Regions from separate parts of the Homo sapiens genome. Here regions 2 and 3 are each linked to region 1. Evidence: chromatin loops called from intact Hi-C (ENCODE). Cell type or tissue: Caco-2. All regions are shown on one strand. Each heading gives the region's core, and the rest is flanking DNA. Links, peaks and the distances in the headings are about the cores only. Region 1 overlaps PRKN (parkin RBR E3 ubiquitin protein ligase). Region 2 overlaps PRKN (parkin RBR E3 ubiquitin protein ligase). Region 3 overlaps PRKN (parkin RBR E3 ubiquitin protein ligase).

Evidence for each region. Peaks named below come from ENCODE experiments on the same cell type or tissue, not always from the same donor. Only the 100,000 strongest peaks of a DNase experiment are listed, where the experiment ranks them.
Region 2: it touches region 1 in a loop (3-fold over the local background); 4 of 110 quality-filtered maps call a loop at or near these places.
Region 3: it touches region 1 in a loop (24-fold over the local background); 13 of 110 quality-filtered maps call a loop at or near these places.

The regions. Positions count from the first base shown.
Region 1 is chr6:161,917,053-161,927,694 of GRCh38, forward strand. The region is part of intron 6 of PRKN (parkin RBR E3 ubiquitin protein ligase); the gene reads right to left. Among named protein-coding and RNA genes, the nearest start is that of LNCR-SMAL, 310 kb to the right of the region's middle. In Caco-2, for the core only: no CTCF peak of the experiment used is centred there; a DNase peak (open chromatin) is centred at 5,969.
Region 2 is chr6:161,389,827-161,400,468 of GRCh38, forward strand. All of the region lies in intron 9 of PRKN (parkin RBR E3 ubiquitin protein ligase), which reads right to left. Among named protein-coding and RNA genes, the nearest start is that of AGPAT4, 120 kb to the left of the region's middle. In Caco-2, for the core only: a CTCF peak has its summit at 4,158 (motif pointing right); a DNase peak (open chromatin) is centred at 4,215.
Region 3 is chr6:161,744,468-161,755,109 of GRCh38, forward strand. The region is part of intron 7 of PRKN (parkin RBR E3 ubiquitin protein ligase); the gene reads right to left. Among named protein-coding and RNA genes, the nearest start is that of AGPAT4, 480 kb to the left of the region's middle. In Caco-2, for the core only: CTCF peaks have their summits at 4,538 (motif pointing right) and 4,739; a DNase peak (open chromatin) is centred at 4,544.

The sequences.
Region 1 (10,642 bases), core at 2,860-7,859:
CCGCCTCCCAAAGTGCTGGGATTACAGGCGTGAGCCACCGCATCCAGCCTAATTTTTCTTTTTCTTTTTTTGAGATAGAGTCTCACTCTGCTGCTCAGGCTGGAGTGCAATGACACGATCTCGGCTTACTGCAACCTGCAGCTCCAGGGCTCAAGTAATTCTCCTGCCTCAGCCTCCCGAGTAGCTGGGACTACAGGTGTGTGCCACCATGCCTGGCTAATTTTTGTATTTTTAGTAGAGACAGGGTTTTGCCATATTGGCCAGGCTGGTCTCAAACTCCTGACCTCAGGTGATCCACCTACCTCGTCATCCCAAAGTGTTGGGATTACAGGCATGAGCCACTGCACCCGGCCGATTTTTTCATTTTTATTTCAAATTTCTGCCATATATTTTGGATTCTCTCTTTAAAAAAAAATCTGTAACATTTTAAAAGCAATTTTGGCATTAATATTTGTGGTAGTAATAAGGTTTTACATGATGGATTAGGATATGATGACAATACAATTCTTAAGGTTAACACAGCCAGGAGAATTATATGGCCAAGTGAATAGATCTTTAGACCTCTGGCTTTGGAAGCTTCTTATGAAATCCTAAGAGATTTACAGACAACAAATGTTTACAACATTTAGGCACACAACAGCATAATACTAGACACAAATACTAAGCAATATTCAGAGTCCAAATACAGCCATACTCATTTTGCTTGTAAAAATTTAGTTTTTCAATTTGCCTCCTGCTGCACAGAAGTAATATAGCAGGTGATTCATTTCCACGTTTGAACTGCTGTTAACCACAATGGGTGAAGGAGAGCGAGATGCAGGCTTCGCTGATCATGTCACCCTTGGAAGAAAGGGGAATAAAATTATAGGGCAGAATGACCTATCATATTTCCTTGACAGGTGCTAATTCACTTTGATCTATCCTTCACCATAATTTCATTGGTGGGGAGGACATACATATTTATAAGTGTGGAAACAGGCGACTGTTTTTCTGTTTGCAATTTACAACAACAAAGAATTCATTTCAATTTTCATATTAGAAGTCCCAAGGTGACCCGGGAGTAGATACCAGTCCCCTGCTGTGCGGGATTTCTAACATAATAAGGAATAAAGCACAACAACAGTACATTGTGACCTGGGCTCATGGGTAATCAATTCACATATTTACCATGGAAACAACAGTACCACGCAGAACATCGTCATTGCTTCAATTTGCTGACGAAAGCCCTCTAGAACCCAGGAAGAGTGTGCGTGAAAGCTGGCTGATTAATCTGACTTACTTATGCTTTGTTAAAGAGTTATTGTCTTAATCATAATTAACACTAAATAGTTACTCATGGAAAAGCTGCAAGAGAGATTCAGCTCTACCTCTTATGAGGCTTATGGTCTGTGATTTTCAAACCATGAGTCATCGACAAATATATACAATGAAACAGAGATTGAGCCAAATGGGAGGACACCAGGGTTTTGATTTCAGAAGTCGGATTTAGAATTTCATTTTCTATGCAAAATACTGCATGGTATACAAACACCTCTCAGGTTATATAATCATGGTGCATTATCTTTGTACCCACAAAATGCTTAACGAACTCAGTGGGGTGAGTTCTTTTTCTTCTAAGGAAGGAAAACAAAACTTCTATGCACGGGAAAACAAGCCAGTGCACGGCATGACTAACACAATGCCATGTAATTAGGCAAAAGCTTTGAATAGACATTTCACTTAACGAGATATACGACTGGGTTAATAAGCACATGGATAAGATGTTTAATATGACTAGTAATTAGAGAACGTCTATAATGAACAAGTTGACAAAATCTAGTGTCGGTGAGGAAGTAGAGAAACTAGAAACCAACACCCCCGCTCCCCACCACCACCTTTTGCTGGTGGGAATGCAAAATATTGCAGCCACTTGAAAACATTCGAGCAATTTCTGAAACTGTTAAGCACACGACTGTTAGAGCCAGCAATTCCTCTCCTAGGTATCCAACTGAGGAGAAATGAAAGTGCAGATCCACACGAAGAGTTTTACGCCATGTTCACAGTGTAACTCACAATAACAACGCAAATGTCCATCTACTGGTGAATGGATAAACAAAAGGTATCGTATCCTTGCAATGGAGTTTTGCTCATCAAGAAGAGTTTCACGTACAATAACTTTGAGAAAAATCTCAAAATTACGCTGAGGGAAATAAGACTGACAAAAGATTACATAGCATTTGATTCCATTTATCTAACATTTCTAGAAAAAAAGACAAAACTCTATAAGCAGACAGTTGATCAGTGTTTGCCTAGGGCTGAAGGTGGGAGTGAGGATGGCTCAAATATGCATCGAAAAACTTTTTAGGGTTTATTTTTCTGAAACTGGATTGTGATAACTGGTTGCCCAATTATAAATGTGTATTAGAAATGATCGAACTGGACATATACCTGGAGGATTTGCATGATGTGTAAATTATACCCCAATAAAGTTATTGGAATTCAGTAAGAACATAGCTTGCTCTAGATGGTTAAAGGTTTCAGTTGTTCCTGTTATAGGATCTTACCATTATGAACTGTCATCTTCCCAAACCAGTGAAGTCTTAGCAAGTGCTGGAAATACAAATAGGTTCACAATTTAAAGGGGCAGCTGGAGCCTCAGTACTCCATCAGTAATATGTATTAAGACATGCCACAGAGCAAATGCTCACAGTGAAAAGTGCTGGGGAGACTGTACAGGGGTCTACTACATGTGATTAAAGAACTGTGTCAGATGGCATTTCAACAGCTTTGTAAGTGATGACAGGGACACAGGTAAAGTTGAAAAATCACATTCCTATCCTCCTTAGGACAGATAGTAAGCATACGTTTTTAATTACTGTCATGAGTCGCTTAACCACATGGATACATTCTGAGAAATAGGTCTTTGTGTGGACATCACAGAGCATACTTACACAAACCTAGATGGTATCACCTGCTACAAACCTAGACTGGATGGTAGAGCCTTTTGCTGCTGGGTTAAAAACCTGTACAGCATGTTACTGGACTGAATACTGTTGGAAACCATAACACCGGCTGGGCGTGCTGGTTCACGCCTATAATCCCAGCACTTTGGGGTGCTAAGGCAGGCGGATCACTTAAGGTCAGGAGTTTGAGACTAGCCTGGCCAACATGGTGAAACCCTGTCTCTACTCAAGGTACAAAAATTAGCTGGGTGTGGTTGTGCAAACCTGTAATCCCACCTACTTGGGAGGCTGAGGCATGAGACGTGCTTGAACCTAGGAGGTGGAGGTTGCAGTGAGCCAAGATTGTGCCACTGCACTCCAGCCTGGGCCACAGAGCAAGACTCTACCAGAAAAAATAAAAAAGGAAACCATAAAACAATGGTAAGTAGATGCACAATGTCTATCTAAACACATGTGAACATGGAAAAGGTACAGTGAAAATACAGTATAAAAGATAAAAAACATGGTACCCCTGGGCCGGGCGCAGTGGCTCATGCCGGTAATCCCAGCACTTTGGGAGGCCGAAGTGGATCACGAAGTCAAGAGATTGAGACCATCCTGGCCAACATGGTGAAACCCCGTCTCGTCTCTACTAAAAATACAAAAATTAGCTGGGTGTGGTGGTGTGTGCCTGTAATCCCAGCTACTCCGGAGGCTGAGGCAGGAGAATCGCTTGAACCCAGGAGGCGGAGGTTGCAGTGAGCCAAGATAGCGCCACTGCACTCCAGCCTGGCAACAGAGTGAGACTGTCTAAAAAAAAAAAAAAAGAAACGTACCCCTGAATAGGACACTTACTGTGAATGGAGCTTACAGTACTCCAAGTTGCTCTCCTGATTCAGTGAGTGAGTGAATGTGAAGGCCTAGGACATTATTGTATACCACTGTAGACGTTATGAACACTGTACATCTAGGTTACACTAAATGTATACAACAAAGTTCCTCAATAATAAACTGACCTTGGCTTACTGTAACTTTCTGACTTTATACACTTCTTAATTTTTAAAACTCTGACACTTGTAATAACACTTAGCTTAAACCACAAACACATTGTACAGCCATATAAATATATTTTCTTCCTTTATATCTGTATTCTATATGCTTTTTTTCTGTTTCTAAATTTGTAAAACTTTTTAAACTTTTTGTTGAAAACTAAGACACTGACACACACATTAGCCTAACAGGGTCAGGATCATCCATATCACCATCTTCCACCCCCATATATTGTCCCACTGGAAGGTCTTCAGGGGCAATGACATGCATGGACCTGTCATTTCCTATAACAATGCCTTCTTCTGGAAATCCTCCTGAAGATCCTGCCTGAGACTGCTTTACCGTTAACTTATTTATAAGTAGGAGTATACTCTAAAATAGCAATAAAAAGTATACAATATACATAAACCAGTAACATAATTATTCATGACCATTATCAAGTATTATGTACTGTACTTCATATGTGCTATACTTTTATATGACTGGCAGCACAGTTTTGTTTACACCAGCACCACCACAAACATGAATAATGCCTTGAGCTACTACATTGCAACAGCTACAGTGTCACTAGGCGATAGGAATTTTTCAGCTCCACTATAATTGTATGGGACCACCATCCTGTGTCTGTCATGGACTGAAGTGTCATTGTCATTATACAACACCTTACTGCACTCAAATGACCTCCTGCTTCACCCGTAAAGGAAAATCATCATCAGTGTAGCCTGTAGCTATAGGATGGTGAAGTTCACTAACTTGCCAGCCAGTCACTGTGTTGAAATTTGGTAGAACGTCATCCTCTGAGCCACTCCTAAATCTTAGTGGGAACACAAGTAGCACAGGATAGGCTGACAACTGAAGTGAAAGCAGATAGAAGGAACTTTTCAACCTCTCTTGTAGAACAACATTTCAATTACCAGAGAAAGTGGATTCTCTGGGATGCTACAAGGCAGATGTCAGCCTCAATTGGTTAAATCTGAGAAACATTGACTGAATTTCTCAAAAACAACAGGGAATCCTGCATCTAATTCCAATTCATGTTTAAAAAGCCCAGAAAATTAAGTTACATACAATAAGGCAAGTAATACATTATTACCATTTTGTTGCCACTCAGGATTCAAACAAAAGAGACTCCAATAAACCCCCTGTTGTCAAATGCAGAAGATGAAATTGGCAGAGTGTCAACTTCTACAGAAGGCCTCACTTCTCTTCCTTGTTCTAGCTATTTCCTGCTTGTCTTTTAAAATTCCTATTACGTCTTATGGTTTTGAAAAATATTTTCCTGACCCCTCAGTGTGTCCCCACTTTCAGCCACCTTACTTACAGTCTGATTCAGAGGTTCCATTGTTTTGCCCTGGTATGCAAAATGGATGTCTATCATTTCTCACATTGCATGCAAACAAATATTAGTTTACTTTTTTCTCTCATATTAGAAATCTGTTAAGGGAAGGGGGAAATACATATGTGTGTGTATATATACTTATATTTGTACACGTGCACATACATATAAGTAAATTTGCTTAATTACCTAGGTGCTGAACCAGAATTTCATAAATTATTTGTGGGGATATAATATAAGTACATGAGGTAATTCCTACATGAAATGGAGTAACTAACATAGGTCAGCATTAAGTTGCCATTAAAAAGTTCCAAAGTATGCATTACTCATGTTTGGATACCATGTAACCTGTAATGAGATCTGAATTCTGGAAATACAGGCAATGATTACAGGAGTCTAAGAATAAAGAAGCCAGCATAAGCCTAAAAAATAAAGAGAAGGTTTTGGAGAAGTTGGAGTTTTGTTTTTAATTTTCATACATCTTGGATTTTATAGCAAACTCAATTAACTAATTAAAAATTAGACTCAATTAACTCATAAAAAATGCATGTTCTTATGCTGTGATCATATTTCACAATTGCAGTTTAAACAAAACCATGACTCACTATGCTGACGTTATGTCCTGGTGCTGCCACCTATGGACACCAGGTCACAGCTCCCTCCAGGCTGGCAGGCATCTTGCAGCATGGCTGGAGGATCCTCCCATGTGGCCTCCCTGTTCCTGATCTCAGCAGCTTGTTTCCCACACCTTCAAGTGTACATTTCCTCAGGTCACTCCATAGCATACAATCCTCCACTGAGTGAATCCCCATCACACATATAAAGTAGATTCTGCAGTTGGGGGCCAGTGCCGGGGCTCATGCCTATAATCCCAGCACTTTGGGAGGCTAAGTGGGGCAGATCACCTGAGGTCAGGAGTTTGAGACCAGCCTGGCCAACACAGTGAAACCCTGTCTCTACTAAAAATACAAAAATTAACTGGGCATGGTGGCACACGCCTGTAGTCCCAGCTACCAGGGAGGCTGAGGTGGAAAAATTGCTTGAACCCGGGAGGTGGAGGCTGCAGTGAGCTCTGATCACACCCTGCCTCAATAAATAAATAAATAAAATAAAGTAGATTCCTCCTCCTCTTCTTTTTATTTGCAAAATATTGCAAACTCATAAAAAGTTATTAAAATTGTACAAAAAACTGTTCTTCACCTAGGTTAACCACTTGTTATCAATTTTGTGAGATTTCCTCTTTCTGTCTCTACTTACATATAATGAATATAACATAGTTATTACTATATGTATAACTGTATTGTTATTGTTGCTATGTAGCGTCTGAGTTCTTAGAGAGTAATTTGCAAACATCACGATCCTTTACCCCCTAATTGTTTAGTGCCTCCTAAGGAGGAGGACACTGTTAGGTAACTGCAGTACAATCACGAAGTTCAGCTGGTGCAGATTCTGAATGGAACTTGCGAGACCCTTCAGAACGTGGCCCACCTGGCTTCCTCTTTCCCTGTCTGCCTGGTACTCTTTGTACTTTGCCTAGGAAAGAAACGGCCATTCCTTGCTATCCTCCATTGCTTTGTACACACAGCCCCTGCCTTTCAAGCATTTTTCCCATTCTCTTTCCTCAGCTGAGTTCACTATTGTTTCTGTGTCTGGACTTGAATCCAGGCTCTGGCGCTTCGTAGTTATGGGACAATGGGGAAGTTACTTAACCTCTCTGGGGCTCAGATTCCTCGTCTGTGAAATGGGATTAGAAAAAGAAACTGTCTCCTGGGATTTATTGTGGGGTTAAAGTCAGATATTTTAGGTCAAGAGCTAAAGAATACCTAGGAAAAAGTAAGCATTCAAAATCTACTTACTGCCCCTATCACACTACCATCATCACCAATCACTTCTCGGGCCTCATCTTTAACCTCACACACTCCAGGAAGGCCTCACTGATCCTCAAATATGAATCCAATGGCCCAGACTGTGTGCTTAGGTACCCTGCATTAAAATGACCTACTATAATTTACTGGAAGTATTTTCTATTTGTTTCCTCCTAGTTTGCGTTTAATGTCTTTTCCACAGTGACTAAGTCTGACTTGGTCAATTTTGAAAGGCTAGTATTCAGCATAGTGCCTGACACACAGCAAGATTTTAATAACTACTCACTGAATCTATAAATGAATTTCAGTAATTCAGAATTCAGAATGAATTTCAGAGTCTAATGGCCGAAATAATTTTCCCAAACTCGGCTGACAATTGATTTTTCAGGGGAAGTCCAGATAGGTTAAGAGCAGAAAAGGTGACTCATTCTTCAGGGGCTCAACACCCATTCCCCACTGCCCAGGGAAAGTGTTTGCATGCCATGTGAAACTTCAAGCAAGCTAGTTTTTAAGCTGTTAAAAAAAATGAGGGAATTAATTGTTCTGAGCAGTTTCTCACCATCTCCACAGCATTAAATTCAACATTCGATTTGCTTTTCAAACACAGTTAACAGGCAGGAAGATGAGATAATCTATTTCAGTGAAAATGTAAACTGTGGAAGTACCCTGTGAGTAAACTAGGGGAGAGAGTCCCTCCACAAACAAGAACCACGGCTGCCCGTGGGGAGGCTGGGAACATGCCCAGAATTCACCTGGCATCACTGTTGAGGTCAAATGTTAAGACTTGCTGGGAAAAAAATATTGTTGTTGTTGTTTTTTGGTGAATCCAGAGGAAGGAAACATATTAAAATTCTAATGAATGACTAAAGTGAAAATGCTTTACAGGCTTATGAATGAAAATTTTCCCAAATTTTTCCTTATATAAAGATTATGCATACAAATTTAAATACCACAAAATCCAAATATAAAACAATTTATGATGGGCTAATATAAAATTACACTTTTTCAATATGATAGAATTGCATCTTTGACTTTATAGAAATGTTGTTTAAAAATGTCTTTAGAGGTCAGGTGCGGTGGTTCAGGTGTGTAATCCCAGCACTTTGGGAGGCAGAGGCAGGCGGATCATGAGGTCAGGAGATGGAGACCATCCTGGCTAACAGGGTGAAATCCCGTCTCTACTAAAAATACAAAAGATTAGCCGGGTGTGGTGGCGGGCGCCTGTGATCCCAGCTACTCAGGAGGCTGAGGTAAGAGAATCGCTTGAGCCCGGGAGGTGGAGGTTGCAGCGAGCTGAGATCGTGCCACTGCACTCCACGCTGGGCGATAGAGTGAGACTCCATCTCAAAAGAAAAAAAAATGTCTTTAGAAACTCCTATTTATATACAAACTGATATCTAAAGGAAGATCCATTTTATACTTCATTAGTGTAACTTTCAGTTACATGGAGTTGTAACTAAGTGCATTAAAGATACAATTGAACTTATTCCCAGATGTCAAGTGTCCCTGCCAAGATTTAAATCCAATCACAATATGAATGATGTTTAGGAGATTCAATGGGGATAAAACAAACAAACAAACAACATGGAAGACATCCTCCTTCTTTGCTAGTTGATGATGAAGAAAATAAGGGCAGCTACTATGCTTTACTAGGCACTTACCACATGCCAGACACTGTGCTGAACTCTTTATATGTCTCGTCTCCTCCCCACGAGACTCATTTAAGGTTTGTATTTATTATTCCCAATTTAAAATTAAGAACATTGGAGCTGAGAGAGGTCAAATAGCTTTCTCTAAACCACTCAGCTAGTAAACGGTGCAGTAGAAGCTGAAGTAAGTTCTGTAATCTATTTTAGGAACTTTTCAAAACGAACTGTTCTGTTTGAAAGTTACGGAGAGTCTACCTCTAAGTAAATGGGAGTGGTGAACACTTAGAATGACAAGGAACTGCCACTTCGTTCTTGACCTGTAGAAAGGCAGTCGGTGAGGGAGACATGCTATGATCTATTCGGTAGTCCTAAAAGAGACTCATACTTATATACCTAAATACGCAGGTCAAGACCTGGGCGAATTTCCCTATTATATATTCCTGTAGCTGAGTGATGATTCCTTTGTAGCGGGAGTCGCAGATTCAGTTTCATCTGTCTGTTGTGGTTATTAGACTGAGGTCATCTCCCTCACTTGACTTACCCTCCAAGAAAACAGGGAACTTATCTGGCTTGGCGCACACTGTCTCTTCAGCCCTGGAGCACTTTGTAAAGATGAAGTACTGAATAAATATTTCAGAATGAATGCATAAGGGAAATGTGTGTTCAGAGGGCTGCAGCAGTTGAGTTCTTAATACATCGACCCTTTCAACACATTCCTGGGGCCTGGTGACCTCTACCAAGGCTACCTTCATGTTCGTCTTATCCCTGTTGCAGCAATTTGCAAATTGAGGAATATATAATCTAGTGAGTTTTAGGTCTGGTTGCACTCTAGTTGCAGTCTAAGAAACAGGTGAAAGAGCATATTTTAAAATGAAAACATAGGAGAGTTCTTTGAAACTGAATCTAAGTCCAACAAGCCTACGAGAGATATAACTGTCTTTCTCTATAAGACATTCAAATGAGCTCTGAAGTGGTACAACAAGGGCAAGTAGTGGCAAACCCTGGGAATCTTCTAGCAGAGGCAAATAAATTCAGCCTTTAGAGAAAATCCCTCTAAATTTTGCTTCTCCTTTTTAAAAGACAATAAGTTACATTTTGATAAACAAGGCTCAGATAAATGAGAACATTTAATTCTAAAGGATACCTGTTCTAGAATGACTGGTGGGCAGAAAATTACAGTTTTAGATACTTCGTGTGTGTGGGAGAAGATACTATACACTAAAATGAAAAAAAAATACACATACACATGGGAGTTGTTTTCTAGTTTGCCAATGATAGTTTGTTAACCAGTATTTTCCTTCCTTAGTAATCTTTTTATAAGTGAATTTGTGTATTCTCCAAACCCACTTGCATGTACATGCTTTTACTCATATATTTTGAAGAGGATTGCAAAGTGTCTGAAGAACTACGAAGGAGCTTAATCAAAACCGTGAATACATCACTACGTCTTACATACAGGAAAATTAGGCCTCCATATTTTTAAGCTGAAAAAATGCTGAAGAATAAATAAGGGGTAAAGAGGAATACAAACACTACATTAACTTACAGGGTAAAATAACTTACACTTATAACTAGAATAGAAGAAAATCAAAAGTCATGTTAACAAAAAGCAAAGATGATAATAGAGTCCACTTTAATTATATTTGAATTAGAAAATGGCTAAGGGAAATGTTATTAGTTTTAAAACAGAAAAGACATTTTTACGACTGAAATTTAAAAGAAACATATTTTAGGAAATCAATCTAAACAATAATTTCATCTTTAATGGAAATGAGAGTAGTTAGAATTTTTTAAGTGGTTACTAAAAAATTACTTTGCTTG
Region 2 (10,642 bases), core at 2,238-7,237, 530 kb before region 1:
TGGTAGAGGAACACCCTGGAGGCTGATCAGTTTGTCAGAATAAATAGGCTTTTCCTGACACAAAGACATTAAATTCCCTTTCACACCAGTACTACAAAGAATGGACTATTGAGAAATAAGAGAAAGGGAAGAGCATATCAAATGAAAGCCTCCCCACTTTAGCATGGCAAAAGGCAAGCAAATGCTGCAGGAATATTCCGGTGATGACTTCACAGGGAGGCACTGGCTAATTTGCTTCTATTCAAAGTATAATTTAAATTTAGATCTATCATGCAGTGGTCCTTCCCAATTAAGTAACATGAATCTGTCTCATGTGCAATGTAGAAGGTCTGATTTGATCTTGAAAATGTTTGGGTTTTCAATTACATTATCCAGGACTCAAGACTCTCAACCTTCAGTTCTCACACTACGCACCAGAGTGCCCTGCGGTACTGTAACAAACTCACAGGGGTGCCTGGGATATTCTAGAATTTTAAGTAAAACACAGCATGGCTATTGAACACTATGTGATTTATTAACTCAAGGTAGTTCCCAGTGTTAATGTAGATTGTGCTATTTTCCTTTTGGTGACATTGTATCTTTGCAAAGGTGGGCTTTTGGAAGTTACCAGAATAGAAAACAAATACCATGTAAACATCCATTTGGAACAAAGATGTGATTTATTTATTTATTTATTTATTGAGACAGAGTCTTGCTCTGTTGCCCAGGCTGGAGTGCAGTGGCACCATCTCGGCTCACTGCAACCTCCGCCTCCCGGGTTCAAGCAATTCTCCCGTCTCAGCCTCCTGAGTAGCTGGGACTACAGGCGCCTGCCACCACGCCCGGCTAATTTTTGTATTTTTAGTAAAGACGGGATTTCACCATGTTGGTCAGGCTGGTCTTGAACTCCTGACCTCAGGTGATCCACCCGCCTCGGCCTCCCAAAGTGCTGGGATTACAGGCATGAGCCACCGTGCCTGGCCAAGACGTGATTATTTTTAAGAATAAAATAAAGCTAATTTTTCCTTCCATTTGTGTGAATTATCATTTCAGATAACTATTAAGTCGTTATGACATTAATTCTTACTATGCTACGTGGTACAAAACCTTTCATAACCACAACTGTTAGGCATTTCTTTTGGCCTAGAAATACCGTGAAAAATGTACTGAACCGCTAAGGGCATGGGGAACAGAATTCTGGGGAACTCTGGGTTAGGCAGATACAAAACTCCTTCTTAAGACAGTGTTCGGGCCAGTTTGCAAACACTTCCCATGGCATAGCTGTTTCTAGAGAAAAAGCTTGCCGGGGAAGAAAGCAGACCTAGCTCCAACATTTTCACATCCATTCTGCTGAGCTGCATGTCTCATATCTGGGGCGCCTGGATCCTTCTTTAACCAACCATGTAGAAGGCTGAAATTTACCCAGGGATTTGCTATTACTTAAAAATGGTCTTACATTTGCTGAGGCTCCCTTAAGCTGCATAATACCTCTCCAAACCTTATGAGTCAACATTAACCGAATGGAAGTTAGTATACCAGGAAACATGGAGTCCTGTTTATACCGTATACATTTTCAGGATTGTCTTCTCTTGTGGTGGATCTAACAAATGTGATCCATTTCCGTAGAGTTGTTTTTTTTTTTCGAGAAATTTTAAATGTCTTTAAACAATCATAAAATAATACATACTTATTTCATTGGCTCTCTAAAGTCTATTCCCTTATAGATTTGGTTAGAAGGCAATCAAACACATGGACTGTATTATAGTCCCTGTGACGAGAGTTTATGTATTAACTTGGCTAGGCTATGGTCCTCAGTTACTCAAGCAGACACTAATCTTGGTGTTTCTGTGAAGCTTTCTTGTAGATGTGACTAGGATCTATAATCAGTTTATTTTAAGTAAGAGAGATTATCCTAGATAACCTGAAGGGGGCTGATTCAATCTGTGGAAAGGCCTAAGAGCATAACTGAGCCTTCCCTGAGGAAGAAGAGATTTCACCTGTGGACAGCAGCGTCAGGCTGTGCTCAAGAGTTCCAGCCTGCCCTTCCTGATGGCCACTCTGTGGATTTAGGAGGTGCCTACCCAGCCCTGAAACCGTGTAAGCCACTTCCTTCCAGTAAATCTCTCCATATATCTGTGTATACACAGATATATAGATACAATGTGTGCCTGCATGTATATATATGTAGGGATATACACATATATATGCATATATGTGTGTATGTGTATGTATATTTGATATAAGCATCCTGCTGGTCTGGTCTCTCTGGTGAAGCTCTGGCTGATAAAGCTCCTATAGAAACAAATTATTTTTAATAGAGACGGGGTTTCACCGTCTTGGCCAAGCTGGTCTCGAACCCTGACCTCGTGATCCGCCTGCCTCGGCCTCCCAAAGTGCTGGGATTACAGGTGTGAACCACCAATACAAAAATTAGCTGGCATGGTGGCAGGCACCTGTAATCCCAGCTACTTGGGAGGCTGAGGCAGGAGAACCGTTTGAACCCTGGAGGCGGAGGTTGCAGTGAGCCAAGATTGTGCCATTGCACTCCAGCCTGGGTGACAGGGTGAGACTCTGTCTCCAAAAAAAAAGAAAAAGAAAAAATTTAACAAGGTCACTTTATTCCCAATCTTTTGCAAAAGAACTGATGTAATGAAAACTATTTAAACTTTCCCTGTTATTTGCAAAATTATAGTTCAAACCTCTCTCTCTCTCTCTCTCTCTCTCTCGCTATATATATATACATATATAAATTCCAGGTAGCCATATGGCAAATTCCTCTCAGAATTCAACACCAGGAGAAAGTTCACCACTTCCAACAGTGTGGTGGTTTCCTTTCATTTGACAATAAACATGGTCACCTAATACATTCTCCTTGGTATGTTTTCAAGCTTGAGAGCTTGGTGCCACACTTTTAACTTAATTCTAGTCATCAGCTTATCCTAAATGCCTAAAAGGAGGTATAGAATAAAAAAAAAAAGATTTAATAGAGGCTAAATTCAATAAGCCAATTTTTTTCTATTGCATAATAGCTAAACTATTCTTAACATTGAAGTCATATTTTTGTCTTGCAACTAATATGTGTTGAGTATTTACTTTTAGGATGAGTAAAATCTTGGCCCTAGGCAACATATAAAAGAATAGCACATTTTAATCTGTGAAATCGTGTACTAGATCTTTACATGTTTAAATACCAGATGTAGATTAGTGTTTAGAAGTGAACCCTTTGAGGTAGAGAGACCCGGAGTCTGAGGCCTCTTGGATCATTTATTATCTGTGTGATCCCAACATCTCTTTGCTTGAGCTTTTTTGCATCTACAAAGAAGAAATAATAAGATAAAGAATATTTAACACAGTTTCTGGTACACAGTAAACACAACAACACAACAAATAGTTTTCTCCATGGGGCTATGATGTTTAACAAGTGGTAAGAGTCTGTAGAAAAATAAGAGGGTAGTAAGCGCCTTGTTAATTAAAGCAGTTCCCAGTATACTGATAATAATGACTGTTATGTGAATCTCGGGTAAAACTGACACCTCCCCAGAAATGCCACACTTGTAAACTACTCATAAGACATAAGACTGCTGTCTAGAAAGGGATGAGGCCTCTCTTTGCTGGTATACATGCTGAGGTAAGTCACTGTCAGCCCCCTTAGACGCTCTGTACTACCAGAGAGCTATGTGAATGGCCCATCATGCCTCTCATTCAATATCATGTCAGTGCAGTAGTCATTTGATTGATGTTTGAGTTTGCTTTCCCATATTTCCATAATGAACACATTCAAAAGGGGCTGTATGTGTACTTTCTCTGTGGAAGCATGAAAAGGAAGCAAATGAACAGCTTCTAATGCAATCGGAATATTCCAGTGGCTGCTGATCAATCAGGTTGAGAGCCAGTAGGTACCTACAAGCAATGACCCTTAAAATAAGGCTTGATGATGATCTCTCTATGGAAGCCAAGATTTCTTTGTGCCTGTTTTCTATCATGGCTGCATCTATTATAAAAGCATTCTATTATGTGCATTTATTTTTCTTCCACGGCTCTGAAATTCTGTGTTAAAAGAATAGGAGAGAATCAAATACCATCTTAGGACCCCTTACTAGAGTCAAGGCAAACATCAAAGGCATGAAGCACACATTTGTACTTCTTTGGGAATAGATGAAATATTTTTCTTTTTGGTGTGTAGCTTTCCAGAAGATGGCAGCAGAGATACGTAAGTCCAGCCTCTGTAAAGGGAATCTATCAAGAGAGGAAGTCTCCCTATGAGTCACCAGCCGCTGATATATGCAAAACTCGTTCTGACAAGACAGTGCCACAGAACGGAGATGGTGTTAGATTATAATGCATTAAAACACAATTTTGAAAAGAAGAAAGTAAGGTTATTTCCTTTCAAGTACACAACATCTTAAAATCACAGACTCTCATGGTGTGAGGCAATCTTAAACTGTGCTAAGCTCCAAATGCAAACAGACGAAGACAGTGTTCTATGTGTGGTCTCCAAAGGGCTAAAAAGAAAGAATTTTCAGGAGGCTGGATACAGCTCTGTAGAGTACCCACGTTCCTTTGTCTTTCACAAATTCTGTACTAATCCCCAGGGATATTAAACAATGCCAATTAGTTTCCCACAAAATATTGTGACCTCCAACACCCTGCAGCCCTAGGCTTATTTTTGTTTTAGGTTTGCTCTTTGAACAGGTCCTTACTTTCTTTGGTTTAATTTCCATTCTTGCAAGCTCTGAAAAGATCCCCGAAAATCCCCTTTTCTTACACCAACATCTATCATCATGCGCGTGCACGTAACCATCCCATCTTTCAGTTGTGCAGTCTGCACTGACCCACTCACTATGAGTACCGTCTAGTAGGAAACTTTAGTACCACCTGTCTCAGAACTAGGGCCCCTCAGAGAAGATGAGTTCATGCAATGAGGAGAAAAGACCCACTGAGCTTACTTTCAACAGGCTGACCTCAGCACCTCACATTAAAAGATCCATGATAAGGTGGTCCTCCTGACAATGGTTCTGCTGGGAATTAACTATCCAGTCTATAATTACGGACAAAGACATTTACATTTACTTCCTACTCCAAAATAGTTTTGATTTTTACCATAACTTAAAGGGAAAATAAACTTAAAAATGTGTATTGGCCATTTATTTTTTTCTTTTCTTTAAGAGCGTTACTGAAATATCATTTGCAGAGTCATGGATTTTTAAAAAGTAGGTATTCTTTGAATGCAAAATATGTGCAGGTAGCACAGATTCAAAAGGTACATTGTGAAAAATGTCTCCTTTCCTCCTTGGTCAGCTACATAGCTTCCCAGAGACAATCACTGTCACCTGTTTGTATAGGTATTGTTCCAGAAATATGTTCTGCACTCAATCATCAATTTATGCTATTTTTAAACAAAAATACCCTATAAAACATTGTATAATGTGCTGTACTCTGCTTGTTGGTTTTTCGTTTAATGCATGCTACAGATGGCTGTCTATTAGCACACGGAGAGCTGCTCCATTCTTCCTGAACAGCCACACAATATTCCAGTGGATAGATGTGCCTTCGTTCATTTCACCAGCCCCTCCGATCAGCATTTAGGTCCTTCCAATATTTTGCCATGACAAACAAAGCTGCAGGGAATGTCCCGCTCTTCAGGTCATTTCACACATGTGAAAGGAAATCTGTAGCAGAAATTTCTAGACATGAAATAGCTGGGTCCAAGGGCATATGGACTTTCCATTTTGATTGCTTTCGCGAGCCTTGTCAGTCACAGGCTTAGCAGCAAGGTGGGTGGAAGCTGCTTCCCCAACACGCTGTGGTCTCAACCACCGCCTTTGTCAAGCTGCTTTAAAAGAATATCAAATACATCCCAGCACTTTTGCTAAGACCTTCTTTATACATGTTTTGTCACCACAGAGTTGTGTTCCTAGCCAAAGCAATTACTCTGACCACGTTTAAGTCTTGTCTACACAGCCAAAGCTGGGTCAGGAGTGGCCTGTGGTCAGGCTCACTCTGACTTTCCTCAGCTCAACACACATGGAGCTGGTCGTCTCATTCTGATGGGCCTGAATCTGGCCCGCCTGCCAGGAAAGGACTTGTAATGAATTTAAGCTCAGCGGCTTTAAACACAGACAGCCAACAAATTAGAGGTCCAGGTTAGAGAGAAAGAAACAGTGAATGGGGGAACGGCAGCTTCCCTCACTTGTGGCTGTGTCGTGAGCCTCAGCTTTGCAGACTTGGCTCTCAGTGACGCTTGCCAGGTGACCTGACTGCAGCAGTCTGCCAGAGGACAGGGGAAGCTGGGGTGGGAGTGCTGTATGCTCTCGGTCCCTAATCCCCCGCCTCTTTTCTTACTTTCTCTTTACTGTAACCATTTCTGAAAACAATTCCTATGGGGACAGTCCTTATCTTCCAAGGTCCCCAGCTCTGGCATTTGTGTCATGGCTTACCTTGTTCCCAAAGGCTAAGGTAGGACCTGGTTGCAAGCTGGAACTCTTGTTCAATGATATGTTCACACCATCCTGTTCATCTAAACAAACTTCTTGGCGGGCAAATTTCAATATCTAACTGAGAATTCCCTTTACCATCCTGCAAGGCCTGCCCAATTTTGCTTTAAAATGAGCATTTCTCAGACCTTATGGAGCAGTTGGCTCCTTCTAGAACTGGAGCACTGGTCACAGAGTATCAAATTCAATGCCACTTTCAAACATCGCCATTCATTAGTGGGCCCATTCAAATATTGCCATTAATTAGTGAACATGTTTGAATATGGCCATTCATTAGTAAAACGCACAGCATATGTCTTCTATAATTTTTAACTGGTCCCTAATCCTCGTGACCTTATCATTTACAATCTGCAGCAAGGCACTAGACTCTGTAGAAATGATTACGCTACGCCAGTAAAAATGTGAAATCCAAGCCATATGGCAATTTGAGCCCAATTTGTCCCATGTGCCTGTGGGTATCCTTATGCTCTCTAGCACAGCAGGGGAGGCGAAATGCTTTCCCTGAATACCTGGGCCCGCCCTGGGCAACTTGGGGCAAGGCCAGCTTTGGAAAGAGGCCTGAACATGTTTGGGGACACCCTGCCAGCACATCTTACAGACTTTTGTCTTTGGAGGTTTTGCAGCTCCTCAATGATCAATCAATCAATCAGTCAAAATGATACATTAACCCTTTATTGTATGTTGAGCAGTCTCATAGGTGCCCTGCAGGTATACCTGTTCTGGCCCCTTTCCCCTGCAGCCTCAGCCAAAATGATCAAGGTGTTTTCTTCCCAAGCCCTGTTTCTTACTCATACCTCTATTAAACTGTTTCACCCTCTATATGAAACTGTCTCCACCTATCTCCTCTTCTAAAGGGATAGGATTTGTATCTTATTCATCTTTGTCTTCCCAAGATCCAGGTGCTAGAACATAGTAGGTGATCAGTGTCTCTTTGTGGCAATCCAGGTGCTGGAGTCAAGTAGCTTACAGCTAAGGTGGATGTTTATAAAGCATAAAAGAGCTGAAGGACAATTGTGTACTCCATGATACAATGCACAATCATGGGTTGAATTGAGTATTCTTGTGTAAGTCTTAAGGGTCCCATAGAAGAGATCCAGGCGGGTTGAGGTCAGTGGGTAAGAGCACGTGGAGATAGCATTTGTTTTTCTGCCCTTCACATTTGCCCCTTCAGGGAGCATTCTAACATCAAGCTTAATTGACTGCCTCTCTTCTAACAACTTCTCAAAATCTATTCCACCCTTCCCAACTCCTCTTTTAAGATGCACTTTGCCTATTGCATATTTCCATTTGGATAGGTTGCAGTCACCTCAAATTCAAGTCACTTCTAATTCCACGTGATTATCATGAAGTTGCAAGGACCTAACAGAATAATGGCAATCATCAAACCTTTGCAGAATAAACAAGCAGTAGTAGCTGGAAAAGCCTCAACTTCTGAGAAGCAGAAGAGGATAGCACAGTGCTGAGGAAACCCAGTACTGAGAATGGAGAGGTCAATCCTGAGTACAAGAGGAATAACTAAGACTTTCTGCCAGGGAAAGTACTTTAGTGACCTCGGAGGCCATAATTTTGGTCCAATGGTTCAATGGTCAGCTAGATTCAGAGGCTAAGATCACAGGCATGATGGGGTGGAAAAGGCTTCACAACAGAGAGCTCTGAATCAGTTTGAAAACAGCAAAAGATGATGAAAAGAGAGAGAATGAAGACGCTAGCCAGAGAGGGGGCAGGATGGGAGTGAAGTCCCAGAGAAAGTCGAGGCTAGGGAGACACACTCAAAGGTTTATGGCTTTCAATGGAGGAGGATAAGGTTTTGCAGCAAAATCCTAGGAGAGTCACATTGATGAGAGAGTTTTCTCAAGGAGATGACACCCATGCCCTTGGTCTTCCTAACAGAGCACCATAGCAGCTCTGAATCTTCTGGAGTCTAGGGGGAGAGGAGAGTCACAGATAGAGAGGAGGCTGAAACAGTTACTGTCAGTTGGAGCATCCATGAGACATGAATTGAAGGGACGCCCATCCATGTTGATAACTAAATTCACATCACAGCACTGGCTCTAGTTAGTTCCCTAGAATGTGGTTCCCAGACTAGCACCATCAGCATCACCCAGGAGCATGTCAGAAAACCCGAATTTCAGGCCCCACCCAAGAAGTACTAGACCAGAATCTTTCATTTTACCAGGATCCCCGAGTGACTTGTATGCACCATTTAGAGACCCTGTTCTAGCTCATTCATTCAACCAAAAGTTCCTACTCAGGAACTCCACTCAGAATGTATGCTGTGCATTGCTGGAGCCTGCAAAGATGCAGAACGTATGTAATTTCCAGTTTCAGAGGAGTCACAATTCACCTCTCCCTTGCTCTACCCAATGCTCCCTCCATTCCACAAGTACTCATCAAGCATGTACTGTGTGTGAATGGTAAGGCACTGGCCATTCTTCATGGCCTCACAGAGTTCACAGTCAGCTGTGTCCTGATCATATGATGGATGTGAGGTTCCATGGGAGCACAGTGTTGAACCTGGGAGGTGCAGGTTGTAGTGAGGAGATGAGGAGGTTACAGACAGGAGACAGGGAAATATTGGGTAGAAGAGGGCAGTTCCCCAGCAAAGGCCTGACCCTCAAGCCTGGAAACCCATGGCCCTAAATGGGAACAGGCATTCCTGTTTTCACACCCAAATGTTGCCTTTTGGCCTGTCATGCCCCCCTATCCTGTCCCTATATAAACTCCAAACCCCAGGCTCCATGAGCAGAAGAGCAGCAGAGGAGAGAAGAGAAGGAATATCTGAATGTCGAGAGGAGTTCTGCTGCAGACAGTTAGAGAGGAGATTGGCTGCTGGACGGCCCAACTCCAGGGGAAGATCATCTTTCTACTCCATCCCCTTTCCAGCTCCCCATCCATCCATCCCACTGAGAGCCACATCCACCACTCAATAAAACCCTGCAGTCACCATCCTTCAAGTCCATGGGTGACCTGATTTTTCTGGATGCCAGACAAGAACTTGGAATATGGAAAGCTGTCACACTGGCCCTCTGCCCTTGCAAAAAGGCAGAGGGTCCACTGAGCTGTTTAACACTTAAGCTGTCTGCAGACAGCAAAATTAAAAGAGCGCACTGTAACACACAGCTAACTGGGCTTTGGGAGTCACAGGCACCCATCCCTAGACACTACTGTGGGGCCAGAGCCCAGAAGTGCTCGTCCTGGCTCCTGCACCTGCTCATCTGCATGCTCCCCCTCCCATAAGGAGTTTGAGCAGTGGTGGTGGCTGAACTGATGAGCCATATGCCTGTTGCATGTCCTGCAACCGGGGTGGGTCAGGGAACTCTCCCGTTTCAGCAGTAAGAAGAGGAAGGTGAACTGGGACCAATGGAGTTTGCTGGAAATGATAGCCCCCAGAAAGTACCAATCCCAGTGCTAGGGATGATGCCAGCATTCTAGTGTAATTCACTCTGCTAGTGTAATTCTGCAACACTTTTGTCTTTTTGATTTTGAAACCACCGTGAAAGGATACAGCCTAGAACAGTGCTGTCCAATTGAAACAGCAATAATTTTTAATGGTCTAGTAGCTATATGAAAAGAGGAAAAAGAAACAAGTAAAATTAATTTCAATATTTTACTTAACTAAATATATTCAAAATTGTATCATTTCAACATGCAATCGATATAAAAATTGGTAATGAGTTATTTTATATTCATTTTTACTAAGCTTTTGGAATCGGGTCTGCTTTTACTCTTTCAATGCATCTCAGTTGGGACTAGCCCTATTCTATGGGCTCAGGAGCCTCACGTGGGCACCATGTTGGACAGGAGCCTCACAGGGCTAGTGGCCACCATGCTGGCCACCACGCTGGACTGCGCAGGTCTACAAGGACCCTGCTGTCTGAGGACTCCTTGCACGATGCAGAGTTCAGTTAAGGGTCCACAGAACAAAAGCGACAGAACACCTCCAATATTTTAGAAGAAAGTAGGATGAGGTGAGCTGGGGACATGGGGAAGATTAGAAAATTAAACCTAATCTTTTTTTTTTTTTTGAGATGGAATTTCACTCTTGTCACCCAGGCTGGAGTGCAATGGCACGATCTCCGCTCACTGCAACCTGTACCTCCCAGGTTCAAGCAATTCTCCTGCCTCAGCCTCCCAAGTAGCTGGAATTACAGGTGTGTGCCACCACGCCC
Region 3 (10,642 bases), core at 2,018-7,017, 170 kb before region 1:
TGCGGGCTGGTTCCCAACAGGCCATGAACCAGCACCGGTTGCTCCATGGCCCAGGGCTTCGAGATCCCTGCCCTAGAGACTATATTAATGAATTAGGAATAACATTAACATTCCTAATAATAGGAGATGATGACTAGGAGGTGGATTAACATGGTCAAGGACCCAAAGCTGGAAGATCCCCCAGGCAGCATTGACTCGTGGTCTATTCCTTCACTGTACTGACGCTCCTAGCTTCGAGAATGATGCATGGGCAGGCCTGTTCCATTAACGTTTTGTCAAGTGACTAAATGAAACATAAGTTCAAGAAGGCACCTTCCACCAGAGATGCTGGCTCAGAGATTAACAAAAGCCACATCAACGGCATTTGGAATCACTCATTTAATTACGGTGATAGATGCCAGCAGCAGCTCCCATTATTACCACATGCTTACCATTGCCAGACACTACTCGAAGCACTCAATTGTCTTAAATGGCTCTAAAAGGTCAATATTAGCGTTATGTCCACTTGGTAGATGAGAAAGCAGAGGTACAGAAAAGCTTTAAAATGTGCCTATGTTTTCACAGCTGTAAGCAATGGAGCAGGATTGGAACGTAGGCAGTTTTACTCTAGAGCTCAGATTTTTAATGCTGAGCTCTGATTTTAAAACTTACAGGACTATGAAGCCATTACCTATAATATAGAAGTTACATTAGATCTGGTTCTTCCCTTAAAAGAGTTTCTGATCTAATCAGGGAGGCATGAAATAATAACATAAAATAAAATAAGATATTACTCTGTACATGTTTCCAGAGGGGGCCCTCAGTGTGGACAGGTGAAGTCAGGGCAGGCTTCCTGGAGGTGGTGGCCTTGCCAGAGCCTTGGAGTAGTTCTGAGCAAGGCTGAAAGCATTTCCTAACAGGGGAACCCAGGAGTCATGGGGTCATGGAAAGGGAGTCTTTTCAGAGGATGCTGACCTAACCAGGCGACAAGGAGAGATGCAAGAAGAAAAGCAGGATACAAAGTGTTCAGCTTTATGGCCAAGAGCAAGCATGCCACACCTGCGACCAGGGGCACCAAGCAACCTGGGGTCAGGATGCATGCTTTCTCTTGCTGTTGGAACGTGAATATCTTGTAGGCAGTTTGTATACTCTCCAGTTGACCCCTAAGGACAGCAAACAATTAACACCCTATTTAAAGGCTAGAATATAGGAAAAGGAGGATCTGAAATCCAGTAGACTTTCCAGATAAGAGAGGAGACCCTGGGAAGGCAGACGGCAAGGGGAGGATTCCAGGTGGGATCAAAGCTGAGCAAATGTCTGATGTCTCTAACAGCCCGACTGGAAGAACAAGTGACCAGTATTTTCCAGTCAATTAGACACAAAGCATGATTGTTGCAGCCTGGTGTGTATTCAATTAGGACTGTAATATGATGAAGCTAAGAACAGATTATTTTGCAGACTTTCTTGTGTCTGTGCCTGAGAGCTTGCTCAGAGGATCCTGGGTGACAGCTCTCTGTGGGGGCCTGTGGCCAGGAGGGGAGACGAGGCCTCATCGTGGCATTTTCAGGGCTGAAATGCCAAAACAAAATGCTCACATTCGTTAGGAACCTCCTATGATCCAGGCAGGTTTGTGGGTACAGCACAAGTCTCTCCATGAATTAGGCAAAATTATCCCCCTTGCACTAATGAAATAAGGGCCTGGGTGCCCGAGTAATTTCCTAAAGTGAAACTAAGATGTAAATACAAGTCTCTCTGTTGCCAAAACCCAGGACCTTTTCATTGTGCCACACTGCCTTCTGTGTGTGCTCTGATGAAGAGCTTTTGTAGGTGTTCTTCAAGATGGAACTGAAAATTGAGTAAGACTTCCCAGAGACCCAGCTGTGGGGGACTATCCGCAGATGGAGACCCTGGGCTAAAGAGGCAAACTCTTATTTTATAAGTAGGGGCTAATTGGCTGGGTCTAAGTCCAGAATCCCCCCAGCTGTTATCCCCAAGCCTAATGCTCAAACAGACACATACAAAAAAAGACAAGTCAACAAGAACGGAGAAAAATCAACCCAGAAAACAAAAAAAGCTGTAATAGTTGGGTAAGGTACATTTATCTATTTTTTTATATATATATATTTATATATATATATATACACACACACATTATACACACACATACATAGATATATACACATATATGTATATATGTATATATCTATATAGATATATATGTATATCTATAGATATATCTATATAGGTATATGTATATATGTATATATAGATATATATGTCTATATCTAGATTCTAGATATGCACATATATATCTATATAGATATATATGTCTATATCTAGAATCTAGATATGCACAGACATATATATCTATGTATATGTCTATATATGTATATATCTATATGTATGTATCTATATATCTACGTATATATCTATATCTATATATCTATGTATGTATGTATAATACTGAAGCTGTCATGTGACTACCCTAGCAAAGATCTTATCCACAAATATAATTATAATTATAAATGCCCAATTATCTGTTGAGATATCAGCTCATGATCATCTTATTGTAGAAACGTTTTCGATTGATTTTCAAGCATTCATAAGCATTGGCTGAGAGACTGCGGTCTGTAAAGCACTGGCAGAATACAAATGCTTGTTGAGTCAACGGGCATTTATTGAGCATGTATTATGTGCTGGTCTTTGAAGACTGAAAATTTAAAAAACAAGGCCCCTGTCCTATAATATAACCTATTGCTTGGAATGGAGTTTTAAAAACCATGCCAAGGAGAAATTGTCATCAATGCCTCCTTCCTCTCTTTGGAGATTTCTGTGACAGGGTAATGAAAATTATAATCACTTTAGATATCAACCTACTTGCCTAAAGAGAAACTAAAGAGAAATTGTCCTGAATTCACATAAACCAAGGTAATGGAAGTGATATGTTTCTCTTTTTTTTTTTTCTCATCAGAAAACTGATTATTTTAAACAAATTGCAGAGAAAGAGAGAGAGAGGATGAGATGAAGGAAATGTATTGACTTCAGAGTTGACTCATGAACTGTCATAGTATAAGAAACTGCATGAAATTCTGTAGTGCAGCCAAATATTAATTGAAACAATTAACTGTAGAAAACACGTGGGCACGACAATATTAGCAGTGCATAATCATTTGTAGTTAAGAGGTCCTTACCGGATTACTGCAGAAAAGCTCTGGAGTTCTAATTACTTGTGGAAGTCCCACAAGGTTACTGCAAAACATGGTAATTAGACGGTTGTAATATAAGGTGTTAGCAGGGGATTGAGGATTTGCTCTAAGCACCTTGGTGTTTTCGTGGCTATTTACTGAGCAGAGTACCAGAATTTAATGGAATTTGGTAGAATTCTCCAATGACTCCTATGAGCACGTAGTTAACAAACGTATCTTAATGTGAGTTCCATGGTTTTCTTGAAAGTGATGAACATCGCCATCTTTAACTACTATAAGGAGAAAATATAACCTAAATGAGGTGGATTATGTGGATTTATTTTTGGGATTTATTGCTCTTGTCTTTCGGTGGCATTTGAGTCAGGTGTATTACACAGCTTTGAGATCTTGGCTTCACTAGGCATAACCCAGCATTAGAAAGGAAGTAGCTTGGTGCTTCTCTGCAACTCCAGCTCAGACTTCTGTGTGACAGTCCTTTTTTACAACAGAATTGGGACATCGCTGCATACGTTTTTCTCAGCTTTGAGGATGCTTCTACAACCCATGCATGCACAATGAAAGAAATATTATACATTTAGTGATGGGCACAATGTACTTATTCAAAAATGTCAGTAAATATAAAAGATTTATCAGGTGAGTGAAGGAGACACGTCTTTTTTTTTTCTTTCTCCTTTTTGCTGATCCCGAATCACTCTCTTACGTTTTTTTTTTGTCTGTGTACCACAAATGTGTACCTAAAAATGAAACTCAGACTATAAACTGCCCTAAGCTCCCAGAGTAGAAAGCATGAAACTAATCTAAAGAAAATATTGGCAGAACTCCCACCCGCGCTTTGATTTTGGCTCAGAAAATCACCTCCTCCTTCTATAGGGTCTGGTTCGCCTCCGACAGCAGAATCAGGGGCAGATTCCATCAGTCCATGGAAATGGGGTTCCTGGAAGTAACACTGGCTTTCTCATCTTGGTCCAGGCAAGGGGCACTTGTCGGGTCACTGACAAAGGCATTCATTAAGAGTCAGTTATTTTCTGCAGGTGCCTTTAGTGAGACAACAGTGAGAAGGGGCACTTGGGAAGACGCGGGGAGTGTATGGAGAGCCATACCCCACTGCTTCTTTGGGGTTCCAAACCTCTAAGAGAATTTCCCTTATGCTTTAGCTGTTGAGAATTGAAAGTCTCCTTTCAAACATTTAAGCAGAGCAAGAGGGGATAGCTGCTTTGCTACAGTTACCTGTTAGTCAAAAGCTTAAAGGAGAAATTCCCTTGCCTGTCATGTGTATTCCACAACGCATGAAAAGACCAGACAAAGCGAAACAAAACAAACCAACCCGCCGCCAGGGGGCAGCTGGGAAACATTTCGAAGGGCTGGGAGAGATGGAAGGTTGGCAAAACCAAGGGGAGGGGGTCCTTGTACTTGGTGAACAGATGACTCTCTATAGTAAGGATTCAGGGCCGGGAGGCGGGCAAGCAGGTACGCCTAAGCTTCTTGTGTTGCTAACCCCCTCCGGGTCTACCCCAGTTAGCAATGTCTACTGGGACCTAGAGGGGCGCAGCTTCGCCTATTTCTCTGACAAGACTGTAACATCTTGGAAGGGAGAAGCTGTGTCACATCTATCTTTGTAAGCCACAGAGCAACGAGCAAAGTGCTGAGTACATATATATACATGCATGCATATATGTGCATATGTACGCACATACACATGTATGTGTATAATCGTATACCTTACATATAAATCTATAATTATGCATCATCTGTATCTGTTAAGTTATACATCATTTTAGTGCTTTTATGGAGGAAGGAAAGTAATTTGCAGGATCAATTTCTATGCAGAAGTGATTCCTGGTACAGATTTTAATGCATTAAATTTTCACAAAGTCTTCAACTCCAGCAATTTAAGTTTTATCAAGGGCCCTGGGTTTTGCTGGCTCTCTTCACCTGTACCTCTTATCATTAAGAGGGAAAAAGAAAAATATCCTTTCCTGTAGCCCCATGGTACACTGCAAACCCCTCTGAGAAGCTGTAATGAGCTGGGGAAGCTGTAGTGGGGAGGAGGGGAAAGGCTCTGTAATCCCTCGGCCTCGGGGCTGACATGGGGCACATCAGGACTCCCCTGGCGAGGCTCTGTCACTTGACAAACTTGTGTAGTTGGAGCCATAAATTCTCCTTGTACTCCGTTGCTCCCCACCCACATTCACCCTGCACCTCTCACCTACAAGAAGTGACAGTCAGAGTACTTTAAAAAACAACAAAAACTCAACAGATTTTATCCTTTGTAAAAGCCTACCATTTCCACATTTGTCTAAAATGCTGATTTTATAGTCCTCTGTGTTTGCATTGCGTTTGTTATGAGAACTAACTCCTTTATATAGGAATAGCCCAGTTGAAGCAATACCACTTGACTGGATATTTTCAATTCATAGGATATTAATGGATATAGCACACATAGGACATATATATATATATATATATACACACACACACACACACACACACATATATAAATTAGTACAAAATTGTTTTGCCTCCTAACTTGCAAGGCCTGTAAACCCATTCTTTTTTCTTTTTACATAGATATGTTGAGATTTTTACATCTTGGCAAAATATAGGCTGTAATTTAATTGACTTAGCAACACTACCAAATAAAACACTTATTCCCAAGGGAAATTTCTTTCCACACTTTCTGCTGGAACTTCTAATTGACATCTATTTCTGAATAATTGTTGAAACTAATGTGTTGGAAGGGCTGGTGATCTCAAATAGCTATAAATGAGGCATCATGGCATGTTTTTTTCTTCCTGACAAATCCATAAGTGAATAAATATTTTAAGTCAGTATTGGCCAGGTGTGGTGGCTCATACTTGTAATCCCAGCACTTGGGGAGGCCGAGGCGGGTGGATCACTTGAGATCAGGAGGTTGAGACCGGCCTGACCAACATGGTGAAAACCCGTCTCTACTAAAAGTACAAAAGTAGACAGGCATGGTGGCACATGCCTGTAATCCCAGCTACTAGGGAGGCTGAGGCAGGAGAATTGCTTGAACCCAGGAGGCAGAGGTTGCAGTGAGCCGAGATCACACCACTGCACTCCAGCCTGGGCAACAAGTGTGAAACTCTTGTCTCAAAAAAAAAAAAAAAAGTATTAAAAATTCTGTCCACGGAATTGATTTAATAGATGAATCAATAAGTCTGGTATGACCATCATAGAGCAAGCAGATAAGGCTCTAGGTACAACAAATATATAATTGTATTAGTCATCGAAAAGGAATGCAATATATTTCACTAGTCAGAGAAATAGCAATGTGGAATAGAAAGAAAATATGTAAAAACTGATGGACTTTTATTTGAAATTTGGTTGAACATTAACTGTGGTTCTCCCTAAATATCATATACATTTTCTTTCACTTCATTGGTGATGAGCCATTAATATCATAAATAATACATACTGGTAGAATGAGTAAAAAAAAGTTCAGTAGAACCAATTAACAAACAATGTAAAACATGTAGATTTAGAATACCTGTCATTTACTCAGGTCTACCTTTTTGCCCAAATTTCATAATTCTCCTATCTTGGTCAACATCTACAAGGACAAGATGAATAAATCTCTCTCTGTGTGTAGAACATCGTCTGTTTGGTTTCCTCCAAGTAGAAAGCCAGGAATGATTCTTCCTTCACATTTCCTATCAATCATAATTCTATCAGCCAGCTGAATAGCTTGGTACACTCAGCGCCTATCAAATATTAAAGCCTTCCCATTCTTGAAATTCACATAATAGCTTGGTTTGTTATCTTGCACTAAATCTGTACTACATTACACATTTATGATTACCTGTAAATTTCACACTGATATTTAAGTTGTAAAATATGTTGATGCCTTTAAAAGTGTGTGAGAACATAAAATTACACAATCATAAAGTAAGTTAAAAATTACGGCAGCATAAATACTAAAGTCCAAATTCTTGTCTTACATAATCCAAGTGATAATTGTTGTGCTCTTACTCTGTGGCTGAGGACACTGTGACAAGCATGGAGAATTCAGCTGTGAGCCAGATTACACGATCCCTGCCTTCTGGGAGATGATACCAAATAAACTCACCAATGAATAAGTATCGCAAATTATTACGTGGGGTATAAAGAAAACAAAGAGGAAGCTGTGACCAGGTACCAGGCTTATGGTATGGGACTTTTCAAAGCCAAGCCTTGAAGGATGAGAAGGAGCTATGCACACAGCAGGTGAAGGAGAAGGGGCAGTGAACTGGCTGGAGAAGAGCAGGTGCAAAGGCCCTGCACGGGAAGGTGGTTCAGCATCTGCAGGATTAGCGAGGAGGCCTGTACAACTGCCACAGGGCAGGCAAGGGAAGGAGAGATATGAAAGGAACCTGCGGAACATTATGGAGAATATTATGAAGAATTTGTATTTTTCCTAAGGAATCCGTTTTGGGACAGGGAACTGATTTAATTTACATTTTTGAAAAACCCTCTCAGGAGGCTGAGGTGGGTGGATCACGAGGTCAAGAGATCGAGACCATCCTGGCCAACGTGGTGAAACCCTGTCTCTACTAAAAATACAAAAACTAGCTGGGTGTGATAGCACGTGCCTGTAGTCCCAGCTACTCGAGAGGCTGAGGCAGGAGAATTGCTTGAACTCAGGGCAGAGGCTGCAGTGAGCCGAGATCGCGCCACTGCACTCTAGCCTGGTGACAGAGCGAGACTCTGTCTCAAACAAACAAAAAAACAAAACAAAACAAACAAAAAACTCGCTCAAGGTTGGGTGCAGCAGCTCATGCCAGTAATCCCAGCACTTTGGGAGGCTGAGGCTGGCTAATGACCTGAGCCCAAAAGTTCAAGACCAGCTGAGGCAATATGGGGAAACCCCGTCTGCATAAAAATATAACAATTAGCTGGGTGCATTGGTGCGCACCTGTAGTCCCAGATACTCAGGAGGCTGAGGTGGGAGGACTGCTCAAGCCTGGAAGGTCAAGGCTGCAGTGAGCTATGATCATGCCACTATATTCCAGCCTGGGTAACACAGCAAGACCCCGTCTCAAACAAACAAACAAAAAACATGCTGGCTTTTGTGTCGCAAATGGATTGTAGTATATCCAAGAAAGGAAGTAGAGAGATCATTTAGTAGACTTTTACGCAAGTTCAGTAAACAGATACTAGAGGCTTGGACTAGAGTGGTGGCCCAAAGACAGAGGGTAATGAAAATATTCCAGGTACTTTGGGAGCAGGAATCAACAGAAATTGGTGATGGGTTATCAGGGGCATCAGGAAGGGAGGGACAGAGAATGGCATCAGTATGGGCAGTGGTAACGCTTGTGTGAGGAACAGTGTCAGAGGAACAGGTGTAAAGGGTGTGTGGGTTATGGTGCGGTTAGAATCAAGACCGACTTGGAAACAAGCTAAGTTTGAGATGCCTTTGAGAATCCAAGTGGAGTTTTCAAGGAGTCAGTTTACCATGAAATTCAGAAGTTCTGCAGAGAGTTCAGGAGATAAGACATAAATTTAGAAGTCATGAGTAGGTAAATGATATTAAAGTAATGCTGATGAAGAGTTGCATGATAGTTGTCTGGGAGTGAGAAGTCTGGTTGGGGAGGAGAAGCTAATAAAGGAGACAGAAGGAGCCACCACCGAGGGAGAAGGAACACAGAGAGGGCATGGAGATCTGGAAGCCCATAGTAAGCACGCAGTGAGGATTAGTGTTACTATCATTTGGCATTAAATTGTCTTATCCAGTGGAATATCCCAGTGGGATGGAGGGGAAAAAAGCCAGGTTGGAAAGAGAGAAGAAGGAATGGGAGGCAAGTCAGTGGGGACAACATATGGCAACCACTCTTAGAAGCAGTACGAAGAAGGATAAAAAATTCTGCGGAGGGGGATAAGAGGTTTATGGGTGGACTTTTGTTTGCTGTTCAGTTATTGACTGGCTGAGCATGGGAGAGGAGAGCATGTTTGTAGGATGTAGGAGATGAAGCAGGGAGGGAGGGCCCATGAAACCTAGAGTGCAGATGACTCAAGAGCCAACCCCGAGTGGGGGAGCCCAAGCCCAATGGGGGCGGGGGGGCTCGGCTTGGAGCAAGGCCAATTCTCTCCTGGTAATGGGAACACAAGTGCCAGAGAAGGATGCAAATGGCAAGGAGGTTGAGACTGGGTTGTGAGGCAATGAGAAAGGTCCCTTCTGATAGTTTCTACTTTATCATTTTACATTTTAAAAAGATGTGTGCAGTGCAGCCATGGAGTAAGGGAGGGAGAGCAGAGGAGAGGTTAGGAAAGGTCAGAGGGTAAGCTATGAAGAGCTGCATAGGAGCACGGGAAATCCAGCAGCCAGAGAAGAGGAGGACGATCCCAGACGGTGCCCAGTGTGTATCTGCGGAGGAATTTAAAGTAAAATGGGTGAGCCCAGTTGTGTAATTATCTCCAGCTCTGCAAAGTGGACATTCATGTGGGGTTCAGATTGGCCACTGGAATGGAGGCAGGATTTCTAGGGGAGAGAAAGCCTCAACAGCTTACAGGGAAGGCCTGGCAGACCCAATGTTGCATGACAAGGAGGAAGAGTAGGCGGGTGAGACAAATGACCTGAAGCTCACAGCAGGCCATGCTCAGGAGGAACGTGCTGATCTCAAAGAGAAAAGTGTGGGCTGAGAGGACACCAGCTTGACTCCGAGGGCCTAGGAGATGTGGAGAGGGAGGGGCAAGCAGAGGAAGGGGTTTCCTTGAGAGACGACCTGGTTCCGGAGAAGTTCCTGCAGCAAAAACACGCGGGGCATCCAGGGAAGTGCACGGGCCATGGCGGAGGCTGTCCGAGGGGTGGGGACACGAGGGCCATGAGGTGGGTGCTTGTGGGAGGCTGCGGTGCGTGATTAGCAGCAGGTGAGAGTAGAGAAGACAGCGGAATTGAAGACAACTGGGAGCTAAGACTGGAGGGTCCCTGCGGCCTCTCAGAGGGATGGGGGCTGAGCCCTCCCATGGTCAGGTCACAGGCCCTGCAGGTGCTGGGGGCCAACTCACATCCCTTTTCTTCCCTCTCCCTTAGGGTCTCACCACTTCCGTGCAAAGATGACAAATATTGTGTAAACGAATATTCAATATCCCTAACATTCACAATATTCCTCATATCTAGCTCACATACTTTAGATCCTCAAATTCCTATTTTAAACAAAAATGCAACTGTCGTGGTGCCAGATGATGGCATTTAGCCTCTTTAGTGTGTTACAGAATCTTTTCCTGAGACACTTAGGAAAGCACAAACTTTTTCACCCAAACAATGTTGAAGATGGCAGAGCCTGGTTTGAGAATCCCCACTCAGGGGGAGAAATAGTCCCAGGGTGCCAGTATCCAGAGAGCTGACCTACCAGGGAAAGTGCTTATGTTTCTTTCAGGATAGGCAGTATGGCAAACAAAGTCCCAAACACATCAATATGTCATTGATCACTTGACCCAACTTAAATTTTTTATTCCTT